Regions from separate parts of the Homo sapiens genome. Here region 2 is linked to region 1. Evidence: chromatin loops called from intact Hi-C (ENCODE). Cell type or tissue: mammary epithelial cell. All regions are shown on one strand. Links, peaks and the distances in the headings refer to the core of each region. The heading gives the core; the rest is flanking DNA. Region 1 holds the start of INSYN2A (inhibitory synaptic factor 2A). Region 2 overlaps DOCK1 (dedicator of cytokinesis 1).

What was found. Peaks named below come from ENCODE experiments on the same cell type or tissue, not always from the same donor. Only the 100,000 strongest peaks of a DNase experiment are listed, where the experiment ranks them.
Region 2: a loop joins it to region 1, with 4 times the contacts of the local background. A loop is called at or near these places in 7 of 110 quality-filtered maps.

The regions. Positions count from the first base shown.
Region 1 is chr10:127,192,243-127,204,216 of GRCh38, forward strand. All of the region lies in intron 27 of DOCK1 (dedicator of cytokinesis 1), which reads left to right. It overlaps INSYN2A (inhibitory synaptic factor 2A), which reads right to left and starts at 4,349. Exons shown (of 6, transcript NM_001039762.3): 1 at 3,755-4,349; 2 at 363-488. In mammary epithelial cell, for the core only: CTCF peaks have their summits at 4,590 (motif pointing right) and 6,259; a DNase peak (open chromatin) is centred at 4,199; H3K4me3 peaks cover 1,727 bases.
Region 2 is chr10:127,138,976-127,150,949 of GRCh38, forward strand. The region is part of intron 27 of DOCK1 (dedicator of cytokinesis 1); the gene reads left to right. All of the region lies in intron 5 of INSYN2A (inhibitory synaptic factor 2A), which reads right to left. Among named protein-coding and RNA genes, the nearest start is that of INSYN2A, 52 kb to the right of the region's middle. RefSeq lists enhancers at 1-184, 9,248-10,447. In mammary epithelial cell, for the core only: a CTCF peak has its summit at 3,402; DNase peaks (open chromatin) are centred at 6,406, 9,646 and 10,076; H3K27ac peaks cover 1,022 bases.

The DNA.
Region 1 (11,974 bases), core at 1,312-9,311:
CTCTATAAAATAAATATTCACAAATAATGACTTTGGGGAGAGTTATTTCCAAATCCCTTTGAAATATGTTGTTAGCCAAAAGGTTTATAGAGTAATTTAGAATCATAATTCCTGCTTGTCCCTAATATCTGCTGTTCTACATTCAAGTTAATTTTCTCTCAGTCCCAATTAGAGCTGGGAATACATACTCAGCAGAAAGAGACACATTTGTCAGGTTAGAATGTTTTGTTTTTATTCAGGTAGTGATTTGTCATCTGATAACATCTTTATACACCTCAAAGTCCCTCAACCCATTCATTATGGTTTGAATAATGTCTAAAGCACGTACGACTCAAATGCACACTGAATATCCTGTGACTTACAGTAGAGGGGTCTCTGAAAGGACTTGAATTTGGAGCCAGGAAATGTCTCTGAAGTTATGGTTTTTCTCAATGTGAGAGGTAAGATCCTTGGTTGCCTGGAGATACCTTAGTTAGTGCCTTCAGGATCTGAAACAGACACATTATCACACATGGTCCAAAGGTTCAAACCTATCCTTTCATGGCTTAGTGCTTAACACAAGACATTGTCCAAACAACTTGTTTACAGCAATCCTGTCAGGGTCCCTATAGTTTGGTTCCTGCAAGTCTGTATTCTGTCCTTAATGTATAAGAACAATGTACATTTTAAATAAACTGATTAAAAGTCATGAAGTTTCACTACATATATATCATAGGTTAGCTCCAGTATTGGAATAAAGACTTCTCTCAATGTTTGTATGAGAATTTCATGGTAATGAAAGTGTCGTCATGTAGTATCAATCATATTAAATTTTGCTTTAAAATATTGAAGTCACCCCATAATGTTATGAAATATTAAAATCAAATATGTGAGACAAAAAAGGATCTGCTTCATAAATCATGCCAGCTAATTTCTGGTTGGGGAATGTAGGTCTCCAACCAGTGGAATCATGGTGGGGAGGGGTTGTGGTGCTTCACATTTATGAAAGACTGTTGAAAATGACGATGACACTGGTTTTATCTGGGGAGTTTTTATGACCTCACACTCCCAGAATGACGGTGGTTTGCCTCAAGTATGTAGAATTTGCCTGCCTTCCCAACTGAGCTTCTTGGATGCTATGGACGCGTTGAACAGCATCCTTCACAAGCGTTAAAATCCGTGGTGAACCTGTCACTGCCCTCCTACGTAAATATCTGACCACAGAGCTGCTGCTTTGGGAGGTAGCTGTGATCATTTCTGTATCATGAGTCTCTGAGAAGCATAAGTCACCTGCTTCTCATATTCCAGAGTTCAGTAGTTGTCTCTAAATGAGATAGCCATGGCTGGGCGCAAACAAGAGAATACAAATGTCTACGTGAACGGGTCTGTCCTGCCACTCCACTGCGATCCGTTGTTATTTCTGAGAATCATTTTGATTTTTGGACTGCTTATTTCAGTGTGTAGGAGTCTTCCTTGTAGATGAATGCCTTTCACGTACAAGTCTTTCTCTTATTTATTGATTTATTTAAAAATTTTTCCCTACAGAGGGAGAAACAAAACACAAAAATTCCCTTTCCTGCCACAGGGGAAAACAACTGTGGCAAAACAGAGAAGCCCCCGAAGTAAACAGAGTAATAGAGTACCCAGCCTCCCATAGAGCTTGCAGAAATCTCATTGTGCAGACATGGAGCTTCCCAGCTTTTGCCTTGTTAGCCTATTTCTTAACCAGTAATTCTGTTTCTTAATAGGATAAAGGGCCTGACTTACATGAAAGCTCAAAGTCTTAATCACAATGATAAAATACAAAGTCGTGGCAACTGTAATAAGTTTAAAGACATATGTAGCTTTTCAAGGACATCTTGTCTTTAAGGAAAAGTCTTTCATTTAGCTAAAGAAATTAAACTGAATTGTTTAGTCTTTTAAACAAAATGATGAATTTAGTGAAGAAAACAAAACTCTCCATGGCTAATGTAATTTATGCAAAATCATGCAATTAGTGATAGCTGTGCTAGACTTTTTCTTTTCCTTAACCAAATGCGCCTCTAATAAAACCATCGTGAGGAGCAGTGCCATCTAATGTAAGTAGTAAACATGGATAGTAAATGATTAATATCTGGTGAGGCATGCAGATGGCAGGACTTCCATTTTTTCTTTGAGCTCCTTGTGCATGTTTGCTAATCATTCTTGCAAAAAAATTGCAAAGATAAATATGAACTTTCAAAAGTAACATTCAACAGGATATGAATGTAAGAAATAGTACAGTGTGGGGGAATAGTAAAAACCAGCACTTTCCGCCTCTGCATAGTGAAATGACGGTAACTTGCTGTAGCGTAAGCTTAATAAGGGTTATATCATTTTCATGTATGTACTACTCTGGGAATGGCCCGGGTCTTGTGAGTGGTATTTTTTCATCAAGTACCCAGCCAGCGCAGTCACTCTGACAGTCCCCCCACTGAGATAAGGCATGGAAAGGTAACCCTCTAGCAAGTCCTCGTTGAGGGGGGAGCGTTCAAGTGCACAGACGTCTACCCTGTGCTATCCTGAGCTGTAGTCTTCTGAAATGATCGTTTGGCTTCCCAGCCAAGGCAGGGCTCCCCCAAAGTTCATTCCCACTCTTGCAGTTTCACCTCGGGATGCTTCCGCAGAATTTCAGCGCCTAAGCAGACAAGGTCAAAGTAAACCGCTTCACCGCTGCTTCTGGCGCAGGGGCCCAGAGCGCGTGCAGCTCCCCAGCACAGACCAACAGCAGGAGAGGGGTCCGGGCGGGAGCCCTGGGCTGTAGATAAGCAAAACGCACCCATTTTCTCTCCTATTTACTCCAGAGGCACCTCTCCTCCCCCACTCCTGGCATCTCTTTATCACTGGCTCCCTCTCCCTGTGGCATATTTTTGGGTAGTAGAATGCTGAGGTCACAGGGAGCGGCTCTTTATCCAAGCAGTGGGGACATCAGCCTGGAGCCCTGAGCATGAACCAGCAAGATGCAGACTCTCGCTCTTGACTTTGGGCTCCAGGAGCTGCCCCGACCCCGGGCTGCCCGCGGGCTCCCTCCTCCCTCCTGCCCTCGCCCGCCAGCTCGCAGTCTCTTAGGTCTGCAGCGTTGGTTGGTTTCCCACGCCTGTCCCGGTCTGACTCGGGCTGCCAGGCACCGGGAAGCCCCGCGGCGCCGACCCCAACCCGCAGCCCCGGGAAGGTGCCAACCCCAGCGAGTGGAGGAGACGAGCATTTCACGTGGGCATCTGCCTTCACTGCTGCTCGCGCCTCTCCTCAACGGCCGGCGTCAGGGCCCCTCTGTTCCAACTCATCCCCCCCCCGAAGTTAATCAGCCGTACTTGTACTTTCCAGGGCGCTTTAGTTTGGAAAATACTTAAAAGCCTCGAAACCTTCCGGGGAGACGGCCGCCCCCAGATCTCCCAGTTTTGCCTGGCTAGGGCTGTCGGGCGCTCACGAAGCTGTGGCGTCTGTCTGGAACCCACATCGCAGAGGCGCAGCCCCGCTCCTCCCTGACGTCGCCAAAGTTGCCAGACGCCCCTCAGCGACCCGGTCGCGCCAGATGCAGTTGCATAACCTTGCCCCCCACCTGCGACCGCACCGGGTCCGCTCCCGGCTGCACCGGGGTGTCCCGGCCCCGGGAGCCGCCGAGTTTCCGGCCAAGCCGGTTTGGGGCCGAGTGTGTGCGCCCGAATCGGGGTCGGCGCCCGTCCCAGCGGTGCTCTGCCCGCGGCCAAGTACGACGGGCGCGGGGGCGCGGGAGGAGGGCACGCGGGGCTCCGCTTACCTTCCGCTGCTTACAGATAAGTCGAGGTCGATGCAGCGCCTGGCTCGGGCATGTCTCGCTGCGGACCCTGGCAAGCCTGGGGCGGCACGGAGCACTCCGGACAGGGCATCCGCGGCCAGACTCGCCGCGCTCACGCGGAGGAAGCCTCGGCTCCGGGGACTTGGCCCGCTGCGCGCCTGCTGCCCGCCCCCTCCACCGCTGCCGGCCCGGCCCTGCTGGCCCGGCCGGCCCCCGCGCCGCAGCTCGCGTCGCTCGCGTCCCTCCGGCCCCGCTTAGCGACGCGCGCGGGGAGGCAGCGGCTGGGCCAGCTCCGGGGACGCCCGCGCGCTCGCTTGCTCGCGACGCGGCGGAGCCAGCCACAGCCACCCGGCTTCGCGCTCCTCCGATGTCCTCATTTACTGCAATTGTCTTCGGCGAGATCTCAGAGCCAGGGCCAGGAGGCGGGGGCGGGGCAGAGGAGGGAGCAGGAGGGAAGTCCTTTCCGCTGCTCCAGGTCCCAGCTACTCCGCGGAGCCGGGCGGCCAGAGGCGAGGGCGCCCCAAGCCGCGCGCCTGCCGCCTGTGCGCCCGGCTGGCACCGAGGCGGGCGGAGCCCCGGGCCCCGCGGGGCGGAGGTGGGGCGGGGGCGGCGCGGGGCCGGGCCGGGCCGGGCCGCGTGCGTGGGGTGGGGGATAGGGAGGGAGTGGAGGAGCCCCCTCCCGCCGCCGCCAGAGCTGGAGGAGGAGGAGGAAGAGGAGGAGGAGGTGGAAGGAGCTGCCGCCGGCTGCCGCCGGCTGCCGCCTGCGCGCGGGGCTCCGCCACAGCGCGTCCTCCGGGTTTCTGGGCTGCAGGCGGCGCTGCATGGCCCGGGAACTTGTTGAGTCTACCCTGGAGCCGCCTCCGGAGCAGCTGGCGGGCGGGGGACTCCGTGTGTTCTCTCAGGGATGGGGGGTCGCTGGGGACCCTGCTGCATGACTGTCTGCTGTGCCAGCCAGCCTGGCCCGGCGGGGCTTTGGGAAGCCAGGCTTGAAGGGTGCGTGTCTTGTAGGTGCCTGGCCGCTCACCTGCGGATGCTGCCTTGTAGAAGCAGGAGTTCGGGGATCCTTTCAGTGCTGGCTCCAACCTGGTGTCAGCCTCTCTACATGGGGACAGGAGGTCCTATGAGTGGCCTGAGGACTGAAGTGGGAGGGCCTGCCTGGTAATGTTGCATGCTGACATTTAGGGACACTCCAGAGCAGGCGCCACTGCCACTCCTAGCCAGGAACCCTACCCCCCATCCAGAGCACACACCACCCGTCAGCAGAAGCCACAGGGCGCAGAGGCTGAGTTCCTTTGTGGCAGAGTAGAATTCTCTTGGGAGAGGAAAAGACCTAGGATGCACACGGAGCTATCCCCGCCCTTAATTTCCCACCCACCAAAGAGTATTGGGTGTTTTGAGCTCAGAGCAGCAGACCCAGGGGCCCCTCTGATGCCTGTCAGGCCCTGGGGTCTGGGCCAGGGACTAAGCAGCCAGCCGAGTGCAGGGCTCCTGGCCCCCTGGATTTGCTCCTAGAATGTAATGTAAAATGTAAGTAGCCACATTTATTAGTCTGTTTCTCAGGAAAGGTCAGAGAAGTAGTGGACCCCAGGGAAGGGACAGGCTTCGGAGAGGAAATTGGGAGGACAAATGGAAAGTCCCTTCACCCACCCACCTCTCCAGACACATCAGTGGGCAGTGAGACCTCTTTGCCTATACATCCCTGAGTCTCTGCACCTAGCACCAGCTCTGTGCCTGTGACCAAGCCATAGCTCCATCCTTGTTCGCTGAGCTGAACTGAGCCTATCACTGCCTTATAGAGTGTCTGTTTTTTATAAATGACTTTATACGAAATACCTTCTTTGTATGTGGATGCTTTGGGCAGTGTGTCCAGACATTTCAGAAGAAAAAAAAATCTAAAATGTCATCTATTTCCCTCTTTACCCCGCAGCATCCTTTGGTATACAATTTTGCCAGCCTTGGGGATCCAGATATGCCCAGGACGGGAGTCCTGAGCCTGTGGATCCAAACTCTGCCCACCTCACTCTTCTTGTTGTTCTTCTTAACTCAGATCCCCCAAGCTGATTTTCCAGCTTACCAGGGAGGCTGTTGGGAGCTGGCTGGAAAGAGATGCTTAATTTTGTGTGAGCAGTATGGAAACTGCAGTCCCCTCTTCTGCCTGGAAGGGGCCTGGGAAGGGAATGTATAGGAGTTGGGGACGTTTAAAACCAGATAGGAGAAGTTGCCACTCTCCAGCATGTTCCCTTGGGGATGTGCTGTTGCAGCTGTGGGCTCCAGTAATTTTCCCAGTGGTCTGGGGAACTTCTGTAAATCTTACTTTATTGGCAATCCATAAAATTGAAATCTGCCTTCCGTCTTTTAAAGTGACTGTAAATAAAGCTGCCAGGAAACTTGGGCATTGGGCTGGTAGTATCAGAAGGCTGAAGTTTTCCGGGACCAAGAGTGAAAACAGGTCAACATAAATGCATGCCCAGCAAGGCAGTGCTCAGCCACAGGTGGCACTGTGAACTGGCAAGAAAACAGCTCCAAGGACAGTGCTATCTGAGATTCGCATGATGTATAACTCCAGGAAGAAAATGGAAAGCCGTAATTGGCAGGTTAGAAAATCCACTTACATGAAGAGGAGAGTATAACGGAATTCTGTAGCATCATCAGGACTGCTTAGAGTTGTTCAATTGTGTAGTAGACTTACAGTTGTTTTGCTAAGTCTATTAAAATCATTGGCATCGCTTCTTTTTTTTTTTTTTGAAGTAGGAAACCATTTACATATTGTAGTGCTTAAGTGCATGTCTTCAGCATCACAAATCAAAATATTGGTGAAAACTTGCCTCACCTTACCTTTGGCTCTGGAGAGATATTCCACATGGGTGAGGTGTGTGTCATCATGCTCCAGGCTTTAAAGCAAGCATCATGCTGGGGGCTGGCTGGAGAGAAGGGAGTTTCAGCCATCTTCCTGCCCACAGATCCCTCTTGCATTTTTTTTTAATAGATGGGATGTAGGCATATTTTTAGGGTCTAGAATGAGTCAATATGCTCGGCTTCCTCAGGAAAAAAAAAAAGTGAAACTTGATAGATTCATTTTAGGAATCAATTGGTATTGGCTTTTTATATTTTGCTTAAGATTTTTGTTGAAAAAGATAGACTTGCAAAGGAGAAAATAGCTACTTTTCAAGTGGGATTTCCTAAAAGCAGAGGAATAAAAATAAGGGAAAGTTCAAGACGGCTAACTAAGCAAAATATCCACGTCTCTCTTCTTTTGCCTTCTTCTTGGAATTGTGCAGGGGTTGTACAGAGAATTGCTGGAATTCCACCCCTATGGTATAGTGAGTTTGAGGTCTCAATTTCCACATTAAAAAGTCAAGAATATACAAGTCAAACATGTTCAAGAATGTTCATAACAGGTTTATCTATATCTGTTCCAAACGGGAAATAATCCAAATACCAGTCAACAGTAGATAAAGATTTCTTGGTTCTTCGTATAGTGGAATACTAGACAGCAACCCAAAAGCACTAACTGCTGATGCATGCTTTGGCATGGAGGGCTTCTACAAAGGTGCAGAACAAAGGAAGCCAGACGCCCAGTGTTTATGACATGATTCCCTTTAGATGAAGTCCAAGAATGCGACAAAGTTATCAATGGTGGAAAATATCAGAATGGGGATTACCTTTGAGGCATACTCGTTGCCCGGGACCACAGCAACTTCACTGGTGCTGGATCATTCTGTCTCCTGCACTAGTTGCTTATGCAGTTTTCCACCTATATAGAAATTCATGGAGATGCTTCCTGTCTCAGTGTGACCTCATTTGTCTGAGCATCATCACTGTGTCATTGCAATGTCCACATGCATGCTCCCCAATAACCCTTACCCCTCAGTGAACCAGTGTATCTGTCAGTGTGATTAACCTGTATCCTCTCCAGTGTGCAAGGCAGGAGAAGAGAAAAGTGTCTCCAAACTAGCAACTGCAGAAGAGGAGCCTTCCAGTTTAGCTACACAGCAGAACTTCCTTCTTTAGGAGACTGCCGATGAAACGCCTGCCCTCCCAACTGTCCGATGTCGCTGTGACAGAGCTCGCTATGGACGTGAATTTTTCTTTCCCATGTCTTTGTTACACAAAAGCGGTCCCGATCCAGATCCCAAGAGAGGGTTCCCGGATCTCACACAAGAAAGAACACAGGGCGAGTCCACTGTGCAAAGTGAAAACAAGTTTATTAAGAGAATAAAGTAGTGAAAGAACAGCTACTCCATAGACAGAGTGGGACATTCCCAAAAGTAAGAGGAGGAATGCGTCCAGCCTAGGTACAATACTCATATATATGGGGAGCTCTGCTCTGCTACGAGGGTTTGTGATAAAGGATTAAATTTCTTAATTATTATATTTTGCAAGAATCGATATTATCTGTTTTCGTTTTTGTTTTTGTTTTTGTTTTGGAGACAGAGTTTCGTTTTGTTGCCCAGGCTAGAGTGGCGTGATGTCAGTTTACTGCAACCTCCATCTCCCATGTTCAAGCAATTCTCGTGCCTCAGCCTCCTGAGTAACCTGTAACCACGCCTGGCTGATTTTTTGTATTTTAGTAGAAATGAGGTTTCACCATGTTGCCCAGGCTGGTCTCCAACTCCTCAGCTCAGGCAATCCACCCATCTCAGCCTCCCAAAGTGCTAAGATTACAGGCGTGAGCCACTGCGCCCGATATTATTATCTTTAAAGTAAAATTAGGAACGCCTTTGTTCTCAGGATGTCTGGATATTAGGACACTCCCAAGTCTGGGTCTGTTTAGTAAACATCACCAGTGTGTTCCCTTAACCTTAAACATCTAGAGGTGAGGAATGCCTAACTTTCTAAGAATGCAGCCCAGTAAGTCTCAGCCTCATTTCTCTAGTCCTCACTCAAAATGGAGTCGCTGTGGTTCGGATGCCTCTGACATCTGCATATTCCAAAGAGACTCATAGATGAGCCCAACCTAAGTCTGTGATGGGCAGGTTACACCCGTCAGTTCAGAAGCTGTGGTAGCAGATCAGCCAGTGCTCAACGCCTACGAGGGAAAAGTAACTCATATCGCCTTCGACCTGTAGGGTCGAGATCATTCCCTTGGGGACACTTTAGCCTTGTCTTTCAAGAACAAGACAGACACAATCCTCAAGGTGCCCCAGTGGGGCCTCCTTTTCTGCCGAGAAGCCCTGCAGGAAGGCTTTCTGCATCATTCCCCTTGTCATATTCTGCTCGAGCCTTCACTCTCCTCTTTCTGGGCTTATTTCTGGTTTAAGACTCTCGCTTTGTGTAAAGCCCCTTGCCCGTGGCTCTTGCACGGTCCTGGCAGCCGAGCCGTGTTTCCTTCTGGTGGGAACCAGAGCTGTTTCTGAGGTGCTGGTCCATGTTCCAGGGCCATGCCACTCCTCTGGCTTTCTTTTCCTTTCATGGTAAGAAACTAGAGATGGTTTATTGGCCTGAAATACAAATTTGTTTTGGAAAACCTGAGCATCGTGAGGACTCGTTGAGATCCCTGGCTTTCTATGATGCATCATTGTGAATCTGATTTATCCACAGAAATGGAAGGTTTTCCTTTTGAAAGAGAGGGAAGTAGCTCTAGGTTTTTGTTTTTTTCTAATGCTCCCTGCAACTGAGGCAGTGATGTATGGGAATAAGGAAGAGCAGGCGTGCACTCTGGCTCTCCCCTCTCCCCTCACAATCCCTCATTTTCAGGGCTCTGAGCAAACCCCAAGGCTTTCCCCTCCCAACTGCAGCCTCTCCTTTCTTTTAGGCGGACTCCTGGGGAATGAAACAGAAACCCTTTATTTTGTTGACCTTTATTTGGTCAGTCTTGGGTGCTGGTTTCTATAGGGTTTCTTACTATCCCATTCTCGTCACTGGGGAGCCAACCTCTTCAGCACAGGTAGATGGCTCAATGGGCTTGTCTTAATCCTTGCTGGTAAGGCCACCAGTCTCATTGAGCCTGCTGAAGCCACCTTCTCATAAAGTGGCTGACATGCCCACAGAGAGTGACACTTCTGATCAGAACTAGGGCAGGAAGGAGCCAGGCACGGTGGCTTATGCCTGTAATCCGAGCATTTTGGGAGGCCAAGGCGGGCAGATTGCTTGAGCTCAGGAGTTCGAGACCAGCCTGGCCACTATGGTGAAAGCTTGTCTCTACTAAAAATAGGAAAATTAGCCAGGCATAGTGGCTCATGACTGTAATCCCAGCTAGTCGGTAAGCTGAGGCAGTAGAATCACTTGAACCTGGGAGGTGAAGGTTGCAGTGAGCCAAGATCGCGCCATGGCATTCCAGCCTGGGTGACAGAGCGAGACTCTGTCTCCAAAAAAAAAAAAAGAACTAGGACAGGAAGGGGTAAGAATGGATTTCACACTTGAGTTTCCACCCACCAGCGCTGTGTGCTGGTGCTGGAGCTACTGGCTGCCCTTCCCAGGCCTTCTGCCCCGGTGCACAGGAGGCTTTTCTTTAGGGAGCTGCTGCAGGGAGGCCTGCAGTCTTCTCCCAGCTGGGGGGTGTAGGAACTTCCTTGTTTGCCCTCCATCCCCACCTTAGGTTCCACAGGCATGGAAGAGGGATGGGGTAAAGGGGAAGGCAAGGAACATGGAAGCCTCCTTGTTGTACTTTTTTCCTTCCCCAAGCCCTGACTGAATATGAGACTTCGATGAGAATGATGCTCCGCTTCGGTTGTGCGCCTCCAGGGTGGCAGGTACTCGGTCCATTGTGGATTATATACTTTGGTTCTTACCAGATAACTGGGCACTCAATACTGTTAAACTGTCTCCACAGATGTGGATCAGAGAACGTAAATGATCTCTCCAAGGTCACACAGCTAGGAAGGGGTGGAGCCTGGATTCAAATCCAGTTCTGTCTGATGCAACCAGAGGACAGATTCTGACCAAAAATGCCAACTGCTCATGCCAGGCTCTCAGGAAGCTGATGCTGCGTCCAGGCTGGCTGGAGAGTAGCTTTGACCAGCATTCTTTTGTCGTCATTAGCCGTCCCTCATTATCTCACTGTATTAGTTACACTTTGAAATAAAAACAGGCACTGAAACAGCAATATACTCAAATCATTTTGCATTTCGATAGCACTCTAAGCTTCCCCAATATAATTTCAGTGATATTCTCACGTTTTCTTCGTTGAATAACAGCTATTAAAATGATTCATCACAATATACGTATCCCATCTATACCACAAGAGGCCACTTCACACCCTTCTGGTGCCATGTATAATGGCATCGTATTACCATGGCCTTTTGATTATCTTGAACACCTCTTTGGTGCTGTCATTTGCTGAGATTCAGTCATAGTGGACAGGATATGTGTTTTTATTTTTTTTAAAGATGACTAACACACTGTGCATATAATTCTAATTACCTACCCTTGACATTTTATGCGCTTAGTGCAATAAATTATTTTGCTAGTTTGGTCTAAGAATTGACGACCTGACTTTAGATGTATTTATTTCGCAGCGTGGCTCATGGGTGATGTGATAACAAGCTATGAAACATTGGAAAGCAAGCATTTTATTCTTTAACACCAAGTTCCAAATGGGAAAAGTACAGAATTAAAAATAAAAAAATCTCTAGTTATGTTTGATGACCTCTGAGTTCCTGGAACTGTCAGTTCCATGTTTTCCGTAAACGTTTTTTTTTTTTTTTTCATATTATTGAGTCTTTGGAGAATTAAACAGTCTTCGCTTTAATTGCACTGCACGGTAGGGCTGCGGATCTCCCCGTGTCCAATTCACCTAATTTGTGTTTTGGCACATTCTGCAGCTGTGCCATACTCTAAATGTGTGTGCACCCCTCACTTCGGGGTTCTCATATATTAGTCCACTAACTAAAGTTAAAGTAAAAAATCAAAAACTTATTTTAAGACATTTCTTACACAATTTTGATTTTTTTTTTTTTTGAGATTCAAAGAAAGGCAGGGAATTTGGCTTGTAAATGTTGCTTAATGTTTTTTTCTCTTTTTAGAAACTCCAGTGTCCATAGTTTAAAGTGAATATGGCTAGAATGTTGTACAAACGCTCCTGGCTTCATCCACATCCCTGTATCTCGGCAGTCACAGCTCCCTGGCACCTTCTCCCCCTTGCCTGGACGGAGGCTTCTGAGTGATCTCCTAGGCCTTCCTAGATTGAGAGGGGAAAGGGAAGATCTTAAGATTCCAGAATATTCATTTCATTTAAGCGAGGGAGGCAAATCCTACAGAGCT
Region 2 (11,974 bases), core at 2,105-10,104, 52 kb before region 1:
TGATCTCTGCATTGAGGAGTTCTGCTTCCCTTCCCACTCACCCTGTCCCTCCTTGGGACCTCTGCGTTCTGGGCCAGGCCTTGGGAGGATTCCGCTCTGTCCTCCTTCCATGTCTGGTCTGGATGCCAGACTAAATGTCAGTAGATTTCAGTAAAGGCTCAGCGTTGATGATAATGCATGAGCTCATAACATTTTATAACCAGTGGAACCGTAAACCATTTATAAACATGAAATCCTATTGATTTAGAGAACCATTAATCCTAGACAAATTTTGACATTTTGGAAAGACAGAAACAGCCAAGCTATATTATCTGGAGTTTTAAAACAAGTTCAGGACCCATCTAATGGGCCATTTCATGTTTTAAATCCACTGTTCCATTTTTCTCATTGTCAGTGACTCTAATATTACTCAAAAAATTAAAAAAAAAAATTGCCAGAGAAGTTTATGGCTAGTGACCTCCTGCTCCCAAAACAAGTTATCCTTTTCCCTTTTTTCGAAGAGCCTCTTTGAGTTATGCTCTAATTTATAGGAAGTAGAATAAAATCTCATGAATTTAAGTCTTGCTAATCCAGACTACGTGATGATGGAGGCATAGTCTCTTCTAAGGACAGTTGTGAAAAGTGCAGTCTAAGGCTGTGCTGCATTAATGAAATCCGGGCCTCAGTTCCGTGATGTGGTGCACTAGAAGGACATGGGGTTTCCACCCTGCCTCTTCCACCTGATGCTGGTTTGGGAGTCGGGGGCTCCTTAAACTTCAATTCTTTCACTTCAAGGGGGAGAAAATAGTTCCTTCCCAGGCTGTCGTAATTACTGAATTGTGGTGACAATCTCTCCCCACTGAAAAATGCCCATGAACGAGCCTCCTAAACTGTAAGATGCAATTTAAATATTATTGTACCATTATTATCTATTGATCACTAATCTTATAATGGAAACAAGAGCTAAGTAATAAAGATATCTATTAGGGATCTCTTCAACTTGGACATTTAACAAGGAAAACAAGAGCCTGTCAATCGAGTCTGTGAATATACGGTATGTTAGGTATAGAAGCGTAATTCTACCAAGGTGCTTTGGTAATATTGAAGGTGTGTTCTCCAGATCGTAACCGTTTCAACAGCCCCAGATTGGTTTTGGGTTATTAGAACAGAGAGAAGGCGCTAGCATCTCCTAGGCTAACAGTACAATTTCGGCTACCTGTAATTATTGAATTCCCATTAAGCAACTACACTGGGAATCCTGTTATTAACCAATTTATCACACCAAGGAACCATGTAATCACAGAGTAATCTAATCTGAGTTCTTGTTAACAAAATGACTCGACTTTATCTGTCGAGTTGATTCCTGTTTGCACTCCCCATTATGCTGCCCTGGGAATCTGCAACCAGAGGCAGGTTCCTTGGTAGAGGGCACTTATGAGTCTGTGAGTGCCCACTTGGAAACGCCTGCCAGCAAGTTGACCCTGAGGTCCGCCCCCCAGCCCATCTCCCCATCTGTCACATGTGAGTTGCAGTGGATCTGCGTGTGGGATGACGCCCGTGCACCAGCCAGGCAACGTGTGCAGAGGTGTGAAGGAATAATGTGCATTGTTCTGGACACTGCTTCCTGCTCAAGGACTTTTCTTGGGGAAGCACACCAAGTCTCTCGGTTGAGTTTGACACACCAAGTCTCTGGGTTGAGTTTGACACACCGAGTCTCTGGGTTGAGTCTGAAGCAGAAACCTGACTGGAGGAGGCAGCATCAGAAGGTTAACGGTCTGGCCAACTCTGGCTGACATCGAACAAAGGTCCCTTTAGTCTTAATAGCTAAATGGATCAAAAGGCAGCAACACCTGCTCTTCTGGTTAGAGTAGTGGACTTGGAGAAAAGCTGCCGGTAGATGTTCCAGGGCACTGGGACTGCCCTGCACACAGACCTCCCTCTGTATTTGAGACAGCGGCTTGTTCAGATAGTGCCTGGGGGCCTGCCTGGTGGAGGGCCCATGGCTCTTGCTTCAGCTTCCCCTTCCTGCTGCCCGGCAGACCTGTGGTGGGAGTGTTGGTTGCCCTACCTGGGGCCACATCTTTGTCCGGTGCTGCCAGCTTCATGATTATCACTTTCTCCCCACCTGAAACGCCTTTCTGGGCTCATGGCATGGCTGGCATTCCTTGGCCCACTGTTTCTCAGGTCCACATAACCTCCTTGTTGTCTGACCACCTTCCCAAATGTTGCCCAATCCATCCTGTCTTATTTGTTTTTGCACTAACCACAGATAATTATTCGTTCCCATATTACTTGCCTTCATCTTCCTAAATGCATCTTCTCGAATGCAGGCACCATAATCAGAGATGCCATGCGGTCATCCTCTTTCTGTTTCCAGCAACTATAGCAGGGGCTGGGTCCTAGCAGTTGCCTACGTAATATTGCTAGAATTAATGAATGAGAACAGAGTCTTAAAAGGCAAATTCTGGCCAGGCACGGTGGCTCATGCCTGTAATCCTAGCACTTTGGGAGGCCGAGGTGGGCGGATCACTTGAGATCAGGAGTTCAAGACCAGTCTGGCCAACATGGTGAAACCCCATCTGTACTAAAAATATAAAGTTTAGCTGGGTGTGATGGTGCATGTCTGTAATCCCAGCTACTCGGGAGGTGGAGGTTGCAGTGAGTTGAGATCGTGCCACTGCACTCCACCCTGGGTGACAGAGTGAGACTTTGTCTTTAAAACAAAAAAAAAAAAAAAGCAAATTCTACCTCACTTTTAGTCCCAGTTGCCCTGGACTGCTTTGTTTTGGCCAAAAATTATGTTGTGTCCTCCCCTGTGTCCTCCCACAATGAGACCCCTTCCTTGCCACAGACAAATAGGGCTCTGCCTGGAGGCATTGTCAGAACCACTCCAGATGGAGTCTGTGGCCTGGTTCTATTCTATCAGAACTTATCGAAGATCCTGAAACATTTTCTGCAAGACATACTCCAGGATCTTTTTGGAGCCTGGCTCCCATGCCACGGTCCCCTCCTTTCCGTCTTCTAGGATTCTACAGTAAGATCTTGGATAGAATGGGTGGGGCCAGCAGGGTCTGCTTGTGAGTGACCAGCTACCACAGTCGCTGTGCTAAGGGGAGCGTGAGAGTTACTTTGTCCCCTTTTCACTTGCCTGTGGACAGCAGGTGGAGGTCTAGCTGGATGTTTTCTGGGTGATGTTTGTTCTGAGCACCATCACGGTCCCAGGCCACCAGACGTGCTGTGTGCACCTGCTTTCCCAGGGCGGCTCCAGTGCAGGGGCTCATTCTACAGCCACACGGGCACGTGGGAAGCCGGGGCTCCAAACCTTGTTGTGGTTTCTGAGGACTCTGGCTGTGGCTTTGCACAGTCCCCTTGCAACCTCCCAGGCCTCACTCTCCAGCAGCTCAGGAGGCAGGAGGCTGCAGGTGGTGCTGCTGCCCTCCTGCTGGAGGGATCTGGTGTTTGTAAAGCATGGGCAGGGGAGTGTCCATGTCATGAGGAATTCTTACTCCTGGGGAGGAGCAGCAGCCTGGAAAAAGTCCTGATTCTTGAGATTCAAAGCATGAGTCTGAAGCAGCTGGAGCCAGGCCAGCCTTACCTGTGCGGGGTGTTCTGTCCTATAAACACCTGAGTCAAACACAGGCTGTAGATTTTGCTGGGTGAGAAGGGAAGATCCCTGGATGGCTGGGGATATTGACAAGACACGAATTCCTGGGGACTGTAGGGATTTACCTTTGTAGCCCTCTCGCTGCCTGCACCTCCATTCTCCCTCCAGATAAGGGAACCATCCACCCAAACACTCTGTGCCCTGGGGCTGTGTCGCCCTCGCTGTGCTCTTGGCAAGTCCCTGTGATGCATGATTAAAGCAACTGAGAGTAGATTTAATTTCTTGGTTGGTCTTTCCCTTTTCAAAATGAAAGTTTTAAGTGTGGGGACTTTCTTACAACATGATTATTCTGTACATTTCCAAAGAAAGAAGAATCTGCCCTACATCTCAGGCTGCTCTCCAGCCTGCACCTAAGCTTTATTTTCTTCCCAGAGACTGTGCTAGGCTTTGTAGTAACACTTCTCCCCGCTGCCGCATGTGATTTTGCAGAGCGGCATCCTTCTTGCTTCTCCAGCTTATTCTCTGTTTGTCTCATGCTCCTATAAATACTCAGGCCCTGCCACAGTTTCTTTAGCAAGCTGTCACTGAATCCTCAAGATAATTTAAGAGGAACACATTTTTAAAGTTGCCTTCTGCAGTCGTCCATGTGTAACAGTTAAGAGTTAAAAGCAGGACAATCTGGTGCCCCGGAGCTTGCTTTCTGGAAGGGAAGAAAACCCTTTGTCTTTGGGGTCTCTAGCCTCGACAGGGCCATGTGGCTCGGTGGCCAGCAGGTCAGAGGCCTCTGCCTTTAATTCTCTTTGAATTAGATCTCAGAGTCTTCCCCAGTGCTAACCGTGGCTCTGTGCTGACTCAGGCTCTACCACTGTGGATAAATCACCTCACCTTGGGGACCTGAGCTTGCTTGGCTGTGAAGTGATGGCTGAGATGTGCTCCCACTTCTCACAGCAGTCTCCTGGAACAAGGCCTGGGCCCAGGAGGGCAGGTGCACCAGGATGTGGGCTGGCTTTTATTGTGTAGCTTTGGGTAGGACCAGCCATGTCCCCAAAGCACAACAATTTATGTCAACTGACATTGGCGCCAACTTGGCCGGTTTTATGTGAGTGCCATGGGCAACACCAGCATTGTCCAGAGGAAACTAAAAGTTGGGATCTGGATCCCAGGCCTGGCTCTCCCCCTTGCATGGGAGGTGAATTCAGGCAAGTCCTTTCTGGGCCTTGGTTTATGGATGTGACCCTGGCCACCTCGCCAGGCAATAGAAGAACCAGGACCCCAAATATTTGTTGTTCTCTTCTGAACACATCTCCGTGTGCATATCTGAGGGGCACTGGAAATCCAGCATGTCCAGAACCAGATCTTTCCCCCAGCCTGCATCTCTGTCCTTCCAGACTCAGCCTGCAGCCCCCATTCATCTCCCTGGATGACTGCAGACCCTGGAATCAAGCTCAACTTGCTCCTCCTGCCTCAGCATCCCTGGGTCGAGTGGATTTACCCTCAGAACACCCGGTGTCCTTCCTCTCCGCCCACCTTCCACTGCTCTAGTCCAGAACTCCAGCAGTTTCCTCCTTGGCCATTGAAACAGCTTAGTCTCCCTCACTCTCTGTATTCTCTCCCTCTCCAGTTACCAGAGTCACCTTAGGAAAACTGGCAAACTCCTTCTCAAATCCCTGCTTATCCTTCAAAACCTAGGTCACACGTCACTCCTTCTTTCTGTGGATTTTCTAGAATAACAAAGTCCACCCTCCCCCCTGCCTCATCCACACACCTCTGGGATGAGTTACTGCTCTGGCAGCATTGTCTCTAGGTTTCCATGAGAGCCTGTCTCCTGTGGGATCGTAGCTGTCTTCCCCCAGGTCTGTGAACTCATTGAAGGATGGACCATGTTTAATTCATCTTTTGTCTGCAGTGCATTTAGCACAGTGCTGGCTCTGAACCTGCTCTATTTGTTTGTTGAATTACAATAAACTGATGAACTGAACCAAATCCCCTCACTTCTAATCTCAGCAAAGTGCTGCCGCCCTATTTTCTGTTTTCATTTAAAATTTATACATTTGTATAATTCTATTTATTCTGTCTATAGAATTTGTTATATACTATTTCTATATTATATACCTACATTAAATATATATGGATCTCATCCTAATAGTTTAAAATATCAGTGGTTTGTAGTTAACTGGCTTTTCAACACTTTAAATATAGAAATGATTCACCGTAACTTTGTATCCTTCCTTTACCACTATTTTACATGGTAGGTGCATTAATCAATGTTTATGGTATCACTGTAGGGCTTCAAATACCAGAATAAATGGCTAATCCATGATAGTAACACTCAAACTGTAAGATCTGTCCCCTTTTCCTGGTATACTATGAACAAGAAATTATGATTATAGTTTTTTTAAAAAAGCATTAGCCAGATATCCTAGCTGTATATTTTACTATGAAGGATCCAAAGTTAGAGTTAGACGATGAGCTGAGCTTTCCAAATGCATCTTGGATGTTTTCCGTGACCATACTGGAGAACTTGCTTGACTGAAGCTCATCCTAGGTGCCCATCTTACCTGTGGCACTCTCTGGAGTGCACCTGCGGCTCTGGGTCCTGAGCCTCATCTAGGTGCCTGGGTCTGAGGGCAGGTCAGATGCACAGGGGTCAGAGAACCTGGCATCCCATAAAATAGTGCCACCGAGGAGCAGAGGCAGACCCAAGTCATTTGGATTGCCTCTGCCCATCGTAAGTTCTCCATGAGGAAAGACACCCCATGACTAACAGCACCGCCACATGTCTATGAAGCATATCTTATGCCATCCCCCTAGGAAGCCAGGAAGACGAGTCATGATAATCAGAGGAGTCAGTCCTTTCTGAGACGTAGCCTGCAGAACACTGCTGTTCCTGACCTCAGTGAAGAACAGCCAGTTTTCCAACTTTTGACAGAAACTGTGTTATAACTGCCTTGAAAAGGAGATGACACAGGGCTGTTGTCCTCCTGTTCTAAGCTGGTTGCTGTGAGTCCCTCGTGGCCAACCCAACCCTGAGTGGGATCCCATGACCCAGGGCCATCACCTTGCCTGCCTGTCTCCTTTTGAAGATGGGAGTGCGTCTGTCTAGAGACATGGGTGACGTCCCGGGCTCCCAGTGTTGGTGTGAAGGCTACAAAGCCACCCTGCCTCCCTGGGCCACCAGCCCGGAACCCTGGTTTCTAGATGTGGTCAGGAGCTCCCACTCCATCCTGATACCCATTGAGAGCATCATCTCCACTAAACGTAGCAGTGATAGTTCTCATCACACACGGAAACCATTAGCTGCTTGTGTGTGTCATCTGGTGTCACCAGTGACCGGTCTAAACGTCAGCCTGTGCATTCCTGCAGGAGGTCCCTTCTCAAACAGGTTCTTTCAAGACGCCTATCTGTGAGGAAGAACCTGCCCTGGGGACCCCGCACCCTGAATTCCCTAGTCACTCTATTCCCCATGGAATTTCATACGACCCAGCCCTAGACATCGTGGCCAGGACTGCGTCCCGTATTTACCCCCAGAAAAATCTCCATACTCATCTAAACATGAATTATCTTTATCTTCCCATGAAACTGACAGCGTAGTCCCCTCATGCTGTTTTGGACATTGGTAAATGCCTCCTTAACTTTGACCTTGGGGTATAACCAAAGGCTGGGACTATCAGTATAATTAGCCTTTCTCTGCTAATAAATTTTAACTAATTGTTTCACAAATAATATGTTGAGATGGGTAATCAGTTTTAGTTACAGTTAATGGCTGTAACAAGTTTCCTAGCATCTAAATAAGAGAATTAAGGCATTGCTAAACATTAGTAAAAATGACTAAACCTAAATCCGTACATATTCGAGGGACATAAATAATATATTTTTGGATTTCAAATAGAAAAGAAAAAACTTGGATTATTAGCTTTGGGAATTTTCAAGAAGAATTTAGAGATCTGTCAGAATCATTCTTTTTTCCTGACTTCATTAAACAAAAGTATTTCCTTACCCCAGAATAACATTGTGTATGTAAGGTGTTATCCAGGGATTCCTTTCTCTCATCTTCCTACCCTGTCACTCACCATAAATACTAAGAACAGAGCACTAAACATTAGGCAAAAGGCGAATTTCCCCCACCTCAGTTCATGCTGCTAAAGAACTTAATATGCACAAGTGGTGGTCATTGAAGCAGGGCTGGAAAGGGCACTTCCATGAAGAGATAATCGCTGAATGACAAAGGCTGCAGAGACTCCACTCCAAGTGGGCTCCGGACAGGCTGGAATTGGCACGGATTCTGCATACAAATGCAATTACCACTCTTAACAATAGGTCTCCATTAGTCAGGAGGTGCCCGGTTCTGCCGGCTGTCTTGATCGTGCACTATCCTGACCAGCTTTCTTTTTGCAATACACTCGGAATCAGTGAAGTGCCAGTGTGCGTGATTTTATCTAGAACTCTTTGCACCCTCTGTTTTGTGGTCTTATTGGTGTTGTAATACATTACCAAGAATGATGTGAGAAAATACAACCCATCACTTTTGTGAATTCTTCATTCAGTCTCATAATGTTAGATATTTTCCTCATCTTTCCTGAAATCCTCCAGTCATTTGGGGAAGGAACTTGCCTTCTTTTGGAGCTTCCTACTTGAGAAGCCGTCAAGGATTGTGGTGGACTGGGATGTTCTCCAGCCTGTCTAAGGGGGAGTGTTCACGGGTCGCGAGGTTTCCCATCCATCCTTGGGGGTGCCCTGGCTGTTTGTCCTCCTAGTTCCTGCCAGTTGTTCCTAACGCCGTAGCCTGGAGGGCTCTAGAGAGGCCATCCAAATCCTCCCTAACCTGGCCTCCCTCCACGATTATCTTGTTTTCTTTGGAGTCTGCTTTGCCAGGTCGGGCACCCTGGCTTCCTTCACCTCCTCCTCGCCTGCCTTTTACGTCCTTGCACCTGTGGCTCTCACCTTCCATACAGAGGGCTCTCTCTCGCCAGAGCTCTGTCCTTACCCTCATCCCGGGGTCCCAGGGTAAGGGGCATGCATGGAGGTGTCTTCAGCAGCTTCACACTCCTCCCAGTCTCCCAGGGCCTGGTGCAGAACTTGTCCTTAGGAGGTCCCTTGAAAAACACCTGTTCAATTAATACCCTTTAGGACCCCAAATGGAAAGGGCTAAGGCATTTTTATCAAAGTGGTTGTTTAAAATTCCACCTGTCCTTGTCTGGGCACGGTGGCTCATGCCTGTAATCCTAGCACTTTGGGAAGTCGAGGCGGGTGGATCATGAGGTCAGGAGTTTGAGAACAGCCTGGCCAATATGGTGAAACCCCATCTCTACTAAAAATACAAAAATTAGCCAGGATTGGCGGTGCGCGCACGTAGTCCCAGCTACTCGGGAGGCTGAGGCAGAAGAATTGCTTCAACCCAGGAGGAGGAGGGTGCAGTGAGCCGAGATTGCACCACTGCACTCCAGCCTGGGCAACAGAGTGAGACTCTGTCTCAAAAAAAAAAAAAAAAAAAAAAAAAAAAATTCCACCTGTCCTTGACCATCATGGATCATATCAAACAGTGAAAGCATGGAGTACACAGCAATGCGTTTCACAAGCTCCCCCTCTCTGATGTCAGACAAGTGGTGTGGAGCCTTGTGGCGTTCCCATCCAGTCAGGTTCCAAGCCCACTCATTGATCCACTGCAGAATTATTAGTGTCACTTGAGGCCACTTTGTGTGGTGGCTGTGATGATCCAGAAATGAAGCAGACACAGCGTGCTCCGGGAGGATGTGGTCACTCAGGGCTTGCAACTGATGGTAGGAATTCTACCACTTGACGAGAAGATTCTAAATTCTGGGAGAGATGCTGTTTAATGAATCTGAGTCAGAATTCCTGTTATGTTTTAAATCTTGCTTTCATCTCCAAAAGCCCTTGGATTGCAGTTGGTCCATGTTATTTTCATGAAAATGTACACATTAGAATTCAGGCCATTTTGTCGCAGTACTATGTTACAAATTAACCATTTCAGCGAAGGAGAGAATGGCTGGTTTGCCGATGATGTTTCATTGTTCCTTTCTGAAACCACATCCGAACAAAAGCTGAATCATCCGTGGTGTGACTCATCAGATTAGTCCGACAAAAGAATTACCAAAATAGGGCTGGAGAGAAGAAATTTCAGCTGCTTATGAGCAAAGATTATATTAGTAATTTATCCACAAAACATTTTCTGAAATAATTACGGCATATTTTGACAAGAAATATGGAAGATAAGCCAGAAAAGTTTTCCTAAAGAAAACGGAAACTGGAATCTCTTTTAATCTTCTTTCATGCTGAGATGGTTTTAATTAGAGTAGCACAGTCGGTCTGCATCACAACCGAAGGGATGTCTGTCATCTTAGAAAAAGATGTAGCTGTGTCAACCATCTCAAAATTTGTCAGAAAGATCACGTTTGGTACTTGGGGTTTCAGTGGTCTAGGAGGAAGCCCATCAATCCTCTGCCGAAGAAGTGTTACTCAGCTCTGAGTCAATAGATTTGCCAATAAGGGAGAGGTGTTTTTCAGCTGAGGAATGCCTTGTGACTCTCCACACTTTTACCCTTCTGTGCAGTCTCTTGAAACCCATAGTTACATCCCTTGCATAATTGTAAAAAGCAGCTCCTGGGATTTCAGATCTGGAAGGGACCTTGATGATCCCTTAGTGCAACCCCAGAGGACCTGGAGACTGAACAGACACCCCACCCAAGAGAGAGGGCAGAGAAGCTCAGCCCTAACCTTGCAGGTACGCGGCAGGCTCTCACGGGCTGATGTTTCTCACCTTTCGCTTGTCGTACTGGTGGTTTTCCCCCCGCCTTGAAATTGCATCAAGACCGTTTGTCCTTTTGATGCTTTTCCCTAGTCCTCTATATTTCCATGACAGAATTATTTTTCACAGAGAAATATGTACCGCCTCCCATGGCAAAGGTACCCATTTATTACAGGCCTGTGGTGCTAAAGCCCCAGGCAGCCGGGTCTTGAACACAGTATCCTTTTCATCTCCCTGGGCCAGGCATTACTGGAAACACGGTGGATAGCTATGCTGCTCGGAGAGGGTAATTGGGTTTCGAGTGAAAAGTGGTGTTTAAATGCAAGACAGGCAGGGTCAAATTCATTTCCCTCCAGGGCTTTTGGCCTTCCAGAAAGCAGGGTATGACATTACAATGTGTGAACACTGGCAGCTGTGATGGCCCCACGTGTTCTCAAGCCTCTGGGACAACCACAGTCATGTGACATTTTAAGATTTATTTTGAAATTCCTTTAAGCTACCCAATCCCGGGGTGTTCCAGGCATCCCATGGTGCATATGGAGAAGTGGGTTGTAATGGTGGTGTAGGGACTCACAGGAAAGTTCCTGAACTCCCGGATTCAGGTCCTTGCAACTAAGAGCCAGGCTTTGATCTGACAGCAAGGACTGTAACCTGAGCTATACTTTCCCCTGCTGCTGGAATTGTGTTTCTACAGATTCATATGCAGGAATTCAAGGAGGACTTGGCTGTAAGTTTGCATGGGAGAACAAGACATGGATGTAGATTTGTAAAGCCTTTGAAATTTGGAGACACCCTCTGGCTCACTTGGAGTCTATACTTCCGAGATGCTGTGGCCACCCATGTACACTGCTACTGAGTCACCTGAATAGGTGACTCCTCCTGCCCAAGGAACTCACTGGGTTCTGAACACTTTTCTACCGAAGAAACTTCTATTCTTAAGCTTCTGACATTTGGGGGTGACTCACAGAACTGACCGCAAGCTGCGAGGTCATCCAGCTCAATCCCCATTGCTCACCCTCCCCTTTCTCTTTGCTCAGTGGGACCCTGAGGGAAGTGACCCTGTGTATCAGCAACTCTCAGCCACCAGGGCAGAATCACACAGACCAGTGCTTGGTAGTCAGATAGGATTACATAAGCCCTCTTAGCTGATGTGCTAGATTAACCATATGGCCCTGTCCTTTCACGACATAAGTGGTGCACCCATGATGCTGGGACCCTTAACTAACTGGCTTCTCTGTCTTTGTCCTGTGACTCTCTGTCCTTACTTCTCAAGGTTCATGCTTACCAAGAGGATGCTAGATTTGTTCCTGGACCTGTTTATACAATTAGTACTCACTATTGAAATGATGTGATTATTGAATGTCATGCAAACCACTGAGGCATGAGAAGATAGTCATTGCTGTGGATTCAGTGCTTTGGAAAGAGTGGGGTACCACAAAATATTCAATGAAAAAGGTAGAGACAGGTCAAGTATGGATTCAGAAGGATTCTGATCTCAGATTCTGCCACAGGACTTTGCTCCACTTTAAAGACAGGAAAATTGGTGTGGCTCATGGCAGATCATTTGAAACTGTAGTGGGGGTGCCACATTCAAAGAAAACGTCTGGGCCTCACCTCTAAAGGCTGCC